3 separate regions of the Homo sapiens genome follow, and regions 1 and 2 are each linked to region 3. A link is a loop called in an ENCODE intact Hi-C map of the cell type or tissue named here. Cell type or tissue: B cell. All regions are shown on one strand. Region 1 overlaps LARGE1 (LARGE xylosyl- and glucuronyltransferase 1). Region 2 has its middle 46 kb from the start of LARGE1-AS2. Region 3 overlaps LARGE1 (LARGE xylosyl- and glucuronyltransferase 1).

Region 1 (2,500 bases), 51 kb after region 3:
TCTCAAAAAAAAAAAAAAAAAAAAAAAAAAAAAAGCCAAAAAAACAAAAACAAAAAGCCAAAAACAAACAACCCCCCCCCCAAAACAAACAACAAAAAAGCCAAAAACAAAACCTGCCTCCTTTTCACCCAGGGTTTGGGTAATTTCTCTGGGGAGCCATGGAGCCGGAGGGAGTATTTCATTAACAGGGTCTGAATGCTACTGTACTCTGCTCTCTGGCCACTGCCACAGGGAACAGAGGGCTCCTGACAAGGGAGGCACAGAAACAAAAGACAGATTTCTCCTGAGATAAAATGCATTTGCTAAACTGCTTCTTTGGGCAGCCAGCTGAGGCAGAGGGAAATTTGGACCCAAGGGAAAATGGCCCGTTAGGCAGTTTGCATTTATTTCTCCTCATCTTTAAGGACAGTGGCCTAGACTGACTTTTTGAGCTGCTGGAAATGATGGCTGGTTATACCTGAGGATCCAGAGGGAGTACAAGTGCATCCTGTGCTCTGGCCTTAGAGACTTCTGTTCACAGTTGCGCAAACTAAGGAGTGAGATTATGGGGATAACTGAAAAGCGAGACCTGATATCTCTGACACTCATTTTCTATGCGACCTTGAGCAAGTCATGTCTCTGAATTAGTAAGACAAAGGGTTTGGACTTCCTAAAGTGACGCTCAAGGATCACGCACTCACTGGGTCAGGTAAAGTGGGGAGAGCTTTTGCAGGTTCTTTCTCATGTAAGACTCACATCAACTCTACAGATCAAGAACCACTCTTAGTCCTCTTTAGTAGAAGAAGACATCCATCATCTGAAAGGTTTAGCCATTGCTTAAGGTTATACAATGCGCGAACAGAGTAGCTGAGATTCAAACCCAGGTGTATTTCCTCTGAATTCTTGCAGGTAACCAACTCACTACAATGCCTAGTTGGTCAGCCTCTGGGCTTCTTTCTAGTTCTAACAGTAAACGATTCTGTGACTGCAGAGGACTCAACACATGTATTTCACATGGTGGCAGAAACATCCTGTGCTCACCAATATCCATATTTTGCTCTCTTCCTGGGCACAGAGCTAGGCTGTATCTCCAGCCTCCTTGCAGTTAAGAATAACTCTGTGATACAGCTCTGGCCACTGGAGTCTGGAAAGGCTCTGGCTAGTACAGGCACCACTCTGAAGCCTTGCTCAGGAACAAATTTTATTCGCCTTCTTTTCTTGGCTGACAGCCAGAGCAAGAGAATCCTGTAGAGCAGGCTGGGGTTCTGTGGAGGGCAGAGCCACAAGACAAAAGGAGCCTGGGTCCTTCAACCTGCAGAAAAACTACCTGCCAATCATGAACACCCATGTGGACTTTCTGCAAGGTTCCAGCAGGTTGAGCCACATTACAGCTGCTTGTGCTACCTTGACTAACAGGCACATTTGAATGCTTGTAGCCTGTAAGTGATGGAGACATAGTACGATGGACCAATTAAGGAGTCTGGGAGGCCCCGTTTCTTCCTTCCTGTGACACCCCTCCTTCTGATGTCTTGGGGCAATGGGTGAAATCACTGATGGGGAAATTACCACTCAAGCATGTTGCTTTGCACTTTCAACTTGCTTTCACTTTTTGGTGGCTTCGTATCCACTATTTCATTTTTACTCCTCCCCAGCGCTTGCATGAGACAGGCAAGGCTGCCCTTAGGGCCCTCAGTTGACAGATGAGGGCCCAAGGTGCTCAGAGAAGCTGGGGCTCCAACTCTGGTCTCCTGAAACCTAACCCAGAGCTTGTCCCTGTGGTTTCCACAAAGCAGTTACATCTTATTAAGCCACACAGACAGGCAGAAAAAGCTCACGACCTTCCTCGTTGCCTGCTGTGTGTATTAATCAACAAGTTCCAGGAACCCAAAGCATTTTTTTACTAAGGAAACCAAACTATGAGTCCATTTTCATTCTTTTGCAGGGAGGTAGGGGGCTGCATTCAGGACTGTTGAGTGAAGGTTCAGAGAGGGTCTGCCCAGCCCTGACCTCGACTTGGAGGAGATAAGAAAAAGGCTTGGTCTCCTCCCTCCCAGTTATCAGTATTAATTCACGCATCACATACAATTCATAGGCTCTTATTTTATGCCAAGTCTTGTGCTAGGAATGGGGAATGAGCTCCTGCTTCTGCACTTGTATTATTCCTATGGTCTAGGAGGAGAGGCAATGAAGCCAGTCACTAATTACAAACACAGTGCAATCACAACACAAACCTTAATTCTGGGGGGCCTTTGCCATCTGCCACATTGTTCTAAGCTCCTGGCCCTGTCTTACTTTATTGATTCCTCTTAAGTCTATCAGATAGGAATAACTAATTTCCATCGTACAGATGAGAAAACTGAGGTGCAGGGAGTTTAAGCAGATCACCAGGAATCCCACAGCTGGCAGTCCAGCTGGGATTTCACATGAGGCAGCCTCATTCCAGAGCTGCCTTCTTATCTACTGCACAAGTAAGAGATGCCACTTGAGAAAGGGAGATATGGTGGAAAGGAGAGGAAGGGAG
Region 2 (2,500 bases), 64 kb before region 3:
ATTAAGCCCTTTACAGCTTTCATTGCTTAACTTTCTTTCTATAGCTCTTTTCCACCACCTTCACCCTCCAGAACTAACAAATGCAAAGGTAGGAGGTAGCAGATGCGATCTATGGTAATTTTCCTCCAACATTAGAGCTCTTCACAGTGATAGTATATTATGAGACTCACACAGGGTGCCACATAAAATGTATGTTTGTTAGATACCTTTCAAATTAAATTCAGTCACAGGAAAATATGATGTGGTGGGTTCAATTTCCACACTCTGACCCCTGCTCCAAAAAATCCATTGACTTTCCTTTATTCAGTTTTGCTCATAAAAACAAACTTCTAGAGTACATTTCAACTGCAATTCAATTGATAAATATTTGCTCTATGTACAATATCTGGATTCATAATCACAGCCTACAGTAGCAGTTCTCAATCGTTTCTTTTAAATAATAGAGACAGGGTCTCACTCTGTCTCTCAGGCTGGAGTGCCATGGTGTAATCACAGCTCACTGCAGCCTCGACCTCCTGGGCTCAAGTGATCCTCCCACCTCAGCTTCCTGAGGAGCTGGGACTACAGGCGTGCACCACCAGGCCAGCTAATTGTATTTTTATTTTTCTGTAGAGATGGGGTCTGGCTATTTTTTCCGGGCTGGTCTCGAACTCCTGGCCTCAAGGGATCCTCCCACTTCAGCTTCCCAAAGCAATGGTATTACAGGCATGAGCCACCACGCCCGGCTGTGGTTCTTAATCTTAATCTTGGCTCTACATTAAAACTACTGGGGGATTTTTCAAAACTCTCAGTACCCACCCCAATCCTCTACTAATTCACACAGAAGTTCTTGAGGGTGGGACCCAGGCATCAGTTTTTTTAAAGCTTTCCTGGTATGCAGCCAAAGTTGAGAAACACTATTGGAAAGTCATCCAGAGCCGTGTTCTCCAGATCCAGGAGGCTGTCGCTTTCCATTAGCTCCTTCTCAACCTTGGTCCTTGACCCAGGGGTCCCTACCAGCCGCCCTCCCGGCCTCCACAGGCCTTTGGGGCGTGTATCCTTGTCCTCTTTGCCCTCCACAGAGCATGGTCTGGCAGATAGACGGGGGTGGCACAAGGGTGACATCTAGTGGTTTAAAAAATGAAGTTAGCGTCTTAATGGTCCCATTCTCTGAAAAATGGCAAGAGAACGACACCGGCGGAACCTGGTCTGTGTGCCGCCTGGGATTGGCTCAGCCATGGTCTCCTGTCCTCTGCAACTGACGATGCTCTAGGAGCCCTACAGGGCTGAACCTCATTCTTGGAGGCCTCAGAGGGAGGTCCTCCTTGAACTCAGTCTTAGCCTTCATGCTGTTTTGCCTACCCCGCCACCAGGCCCGCTGCTATGGTGGCTGTTCCCTGCCCTTAAGTCACCGGCAGACGTGGCCTGATGGCACCTAGCCTCAAGCCTGACCCACCATGCCATGCAAGCTTCCACCCCTGTTGCCATAGAGAAGCACTGGGCGCTCACACGCACACGGGCTCACCTGGCCTGGTTCCTTGGGCTGCAGGTGAATGGTGGACCTCTCTTCCCTCTCTGGCTCTCCCCTGTTCCCAGGCTGCCCCTATGCTCTGGGCCTCACACCACGGATGCCTCTGCGGCTCCCCCAAAATGTGGGTGAGTCATTGCCCCGGGGCCTTGCATTCATTGGCTCTGGCTGCCGTAACAAGGTACAGGCAGACCTCGTTTTCCCGCACTTTGCTTTATTGAACTTTGAAGATAGTTGTGTTATTTATAAATCGAAGGTTTGTGGCAACCCTGCATTGAGCAAGTCTATCGGTGCTATTTTTCCAACAGCACGTGCTCACTTTGTGTCTCTGTGTCACATTTTGGTAATTCTCAAGTATTTCAAACTTTTTCATTATTATTATATCTGTTACAGTGATCTGCGATTTGTGATTTGTAATTGTTTCGGGGCTCCATGAACCATGTAAGACAGAGAACTTAATCTATAAATGTTCTGACTGGTCATTCCCTCATCTCTCTCCTCCTCATCGGGCCTCCTGAGACACAATAGTATTGAAATAAGGACAATTCATAATGCTACAAGTGTTACACTTAAAAGGCTCTAAGTGTTCCAGTGAAAGGAAGACACACACCTCTCACTTTAAATCAAAAGCTAGAAATGATTACACTTAGTGAGGAAGACATGTTGAAAGTGGAGATAGGCCAAAAGCTAGGCCTCTTGTCCCAAACAGCCTAGCTGTGAACACAAAGGAAAGGTTCTTCAAGGGAATTAAAAGTGCTGTGAGGCTGGGCGTGGTGGCTCAAACCTGTAATCCCAGCACTTTGGGAGGCCGAGGCGATGGATCACCTGAGGTCAGGAGTCCGAGACCAGCCTGGCTAACATGCTGAAATCCCGTCTCTACTAAAAATACAAAAGATTAGCCGGGCGTGGTGGCACACACCTGTAGTCCCAGCTACTCGGGAGGCTGAGGCACGAGAATTGCTTGAACCCCAGAGACGGCGGCTGCAGTGAGCC
Region 3 (2,500 bases):
TTTAGCTCTCTATGTCAAGGTGTGTCTCAGTAGCTTCCTGCAAGAGTGGGAGGGGAATGGGGAAGAAACAGTCTGTACTTTCATTTATTAAATGCAGCTTTCGCTGGTCACATTGCAACTCAATACAAACAGCCCAGCAGAGGGTAGGGCATTAACTCTTGTTCTCATCAATGTAAACACAATATTAATATTGAAGATTAAAGAAAATGGGTAAAAAGTCCAGTGTCTCCTCAATCTGTGTGAAGGTGAAGGTGGTTGCCTACCCTTGGACAGGTCCCAAAGGGAGACTGAGGTTGTCACCTCTTCCCATCCACAGTGAAGCAGGCAAGAACCAGAGGAACCCAATCACTTTCTTCCTGTAGGTCTCCAGATGGATACGTGAATCTTCAGAACTGGGCTTTCATGAATTATGAAAGTTCTTCGAAAGGCCTGAGAGGTTCGTACCTTGTGTGTGCACTGAAGTAGTTCCTTCAAAGCCCTTTCCCATGAATCAGTCACTGCCAATAGAAAATGTGACCGGTGTAAAACAGCCAGCCCTCGTAATTCCGCAGTCCCCATCGCTATAGCCCCTGGATTCTGGAGAGTAGGGAGTTCAAAGTCACGGGAGCCTCGGTGATCATCCTGAAGGAAGCTGCCCATGTTTAAATATCGGCCGAAGATGCTTGACCTCCTTCCTGGGCCACTGCTGATAGAGGGTGGTTGGTAGAGGCAGCTGATTTTCCTTTAGAGCCTCAAAGGATCAGATTTTCTATTTTGGATTGCCAGCCCCAAAAATAAACAAAACCCCCAAAGAAAAACAAAACAAAACAGGAGTGACTTTGGGGATAAGGAAACCCATCAACCCCACCTCCAGGACCCTCTGGTTACAATGTCCCCATTGGGTTTTTCCAAGTGGTTGGTTTAGATCATCGGTTTGCCCTCCGTTTGAATGCCCAGCTACATTGCAGGGCAAAGGGGAAAGTTTTCACTTAATAAAGACAATTTCACTTCTATTTCCTGGGACGAATAACCCCTAGAACCCTGACTTCCCTTTCTCCCCAGTTATGATGGGAAGCATAATTATTAAAAAGCATCCAGAACATCCTAAAGCCCTGCCCTGATCTTGTGGCTTTGCAGTAAGATGATAACCCTTTTACTCCCTGTCACCCCTTGATTTCCCATTCTTGAAGAGACTCATCTAGGTGGGCTGCATAGCTAACCTCTGGGAATGCAGGGTTGTGGGGCAGAGAGGGACTGGCTGGATCCTTGTCCAAGGTCTCTGTAGTGAGGGCAGCTTGGCTGGGCCAAAGAGATAAATAAAAACAAACCGAAAAAGCATGGCTCAATTTTGAATTTGAAGGCCGGGCCCCAAACAGCGAGTGGCACTTCCCCTACAGCATGTCTCCCCCTAGTGGTGGGCTTCTTGGTGCTAGCTGTTGTTCTCGGCTGTGAGATATTTCAGGGCAGCAAAGCCGTAGCGGCGGGACATGTCCTGCTGAAACTCTTCCTTGAGGGTTTTGAGACAGATGCGGTATTGCTTGTTGGAACGGAACTTGGTAATGTCGAAGCTGGGGGCATGAGGCATGTGGATCATGTAGGCGTTGGGCAGCACAATGAACTCATACTCCTGGAAGAAGACAAGAGCAGCGTGAGAACCCGCAAGAGCCGAGGGTCATGCATGATGAAGGCCCAAGCGAATGATTGAATGGCTAGTGAATGAATGACTTGATAATGGCACCCACAAGCAGATGGCAAAGGACAGCACAACAGCTTTGGAGTGGGGTAATTCAGGGCTGTTTCCATGACCTTGGACCAGGAAACTGGCTTCTCTGAGCCTTCATGTTCTCATCTATAAGGTGAAAGTAATAATATTCTTGAATGATGACCATGACGGAGAAGCCAATACTGTATAAACAGTGCTGAGCCGAGCTCATGGCCTAGAAAAGGTTTCTTGATAAATAGATGTGAGCTCACACCCACATGGACAGTCTAGGATGACACACGCCATGGGATATTCTCTTGCTCGATTAACTGACATCTGTTTATGATTCCTCATAGGACTTGATGCGATCTGACAGTCTCAACAGATGAGTGCAAAAGAGGGTACAAAACAGGAATGAGAGACCAGATGAAATAAAAACAAGTATTTTGCTGGACCTAAGCTCACCAAGAACAAACCTCTCCCTGACACATCTTTATCGCAGGTCACACTGTCACCCAGTATTCTCAACTTGGCAGAATACAGCTTAATACTCAGGCCAAAAATAAAAGGCCTCTGAATAGCCAAAACAGGTGACCCAGATTTAGGTCATATCGCTTAGAGGAGAACTCAGCACACTTTTACTCAGATCTATTTACTCTCATTTTGGACATATTGTCTGACAAGCTTTTGTTATCTAGTTTCCCAGCTCAGAGCAGATAAGAATAAACTCAGGGATAACTGGGATGGGGAAAGGCGGCTGTTTTAGGTAGAACAATACAACAGCAGCAAGAAAAGACAGTTGCTGGTGAGGAATGAGTG

What was found. Peaks named below come from ENCODE experiments on the same cell type or tissue, not always from the same donor. Only the 100,000 strongest peaks of a DNase experiment are listed, where the experiment ranks them.
Region 1: it touches region 3 in a loop (2.2-fold over the local background); 2 of 110 quality-filtered maps call a loop at or near these places.
Region 2: it touches region 3 in a loop (2.3-fold over the local background); 6 of 110 quality-filtered maps call a loop at or near these places.

The regions. Positions count from the first base shown.
Region 1 is chr22:33,324,225-33,326,724 of GRCh38, forward strand. All of the region lies in intron 10 of LARGE1 (LARGE xylosyl- and glucuronyltransferase 1), which reads right to left. Among named protein-coding and RNA genes, the nearest start is that of MIR4764, 110 kb to the right of the region's middle. RefSeq lists an enhancer at 1,242-1,291. In B cell, no CTCF peak of the experiment used is centred here; a DNase peak (open chromatin) is centred at 1,457; H3K4me3 peaks cover 977 bases; H3K27ac peaks cover 2,373 bases.
Region 2 is chr22:33,209,222-33,211,721 of GRCh38, forward strand. It overlaps a transcript of LARGE1 not described here. Among named protein-coding and RNA genes, the nearest start is that of LARGE1-AS2, 46 kb to the left of the region's middle. In B cell, CTCF peaks have their summits at 1,111 (motif pointing left) and 1,313; a DNase peak (open chromatin) is centred at 1,100.
Region 3 is chr22:33,273,019-33,275,518 of GRCh38, forward strand. LARGE1 (LARGE xylosyl- and glucuronyltransferase 1) reads right to left here. Exons shown (of 15, transcript NM_133642.5): 15 at 1-1,606. The coding sequence ends at 1,409. Among named protein-coding and RNA genes, the nearest start is that of LARGE1-AS2, 110 kb to the left of the region's middle. In B cell, CTCF peaks have their summits at 1,384 (motif pointing left) and 1,583; DNase peaks (open chromatin) are centred at 63 and 1,383; H3K27ac peaks cover 2,500 bases.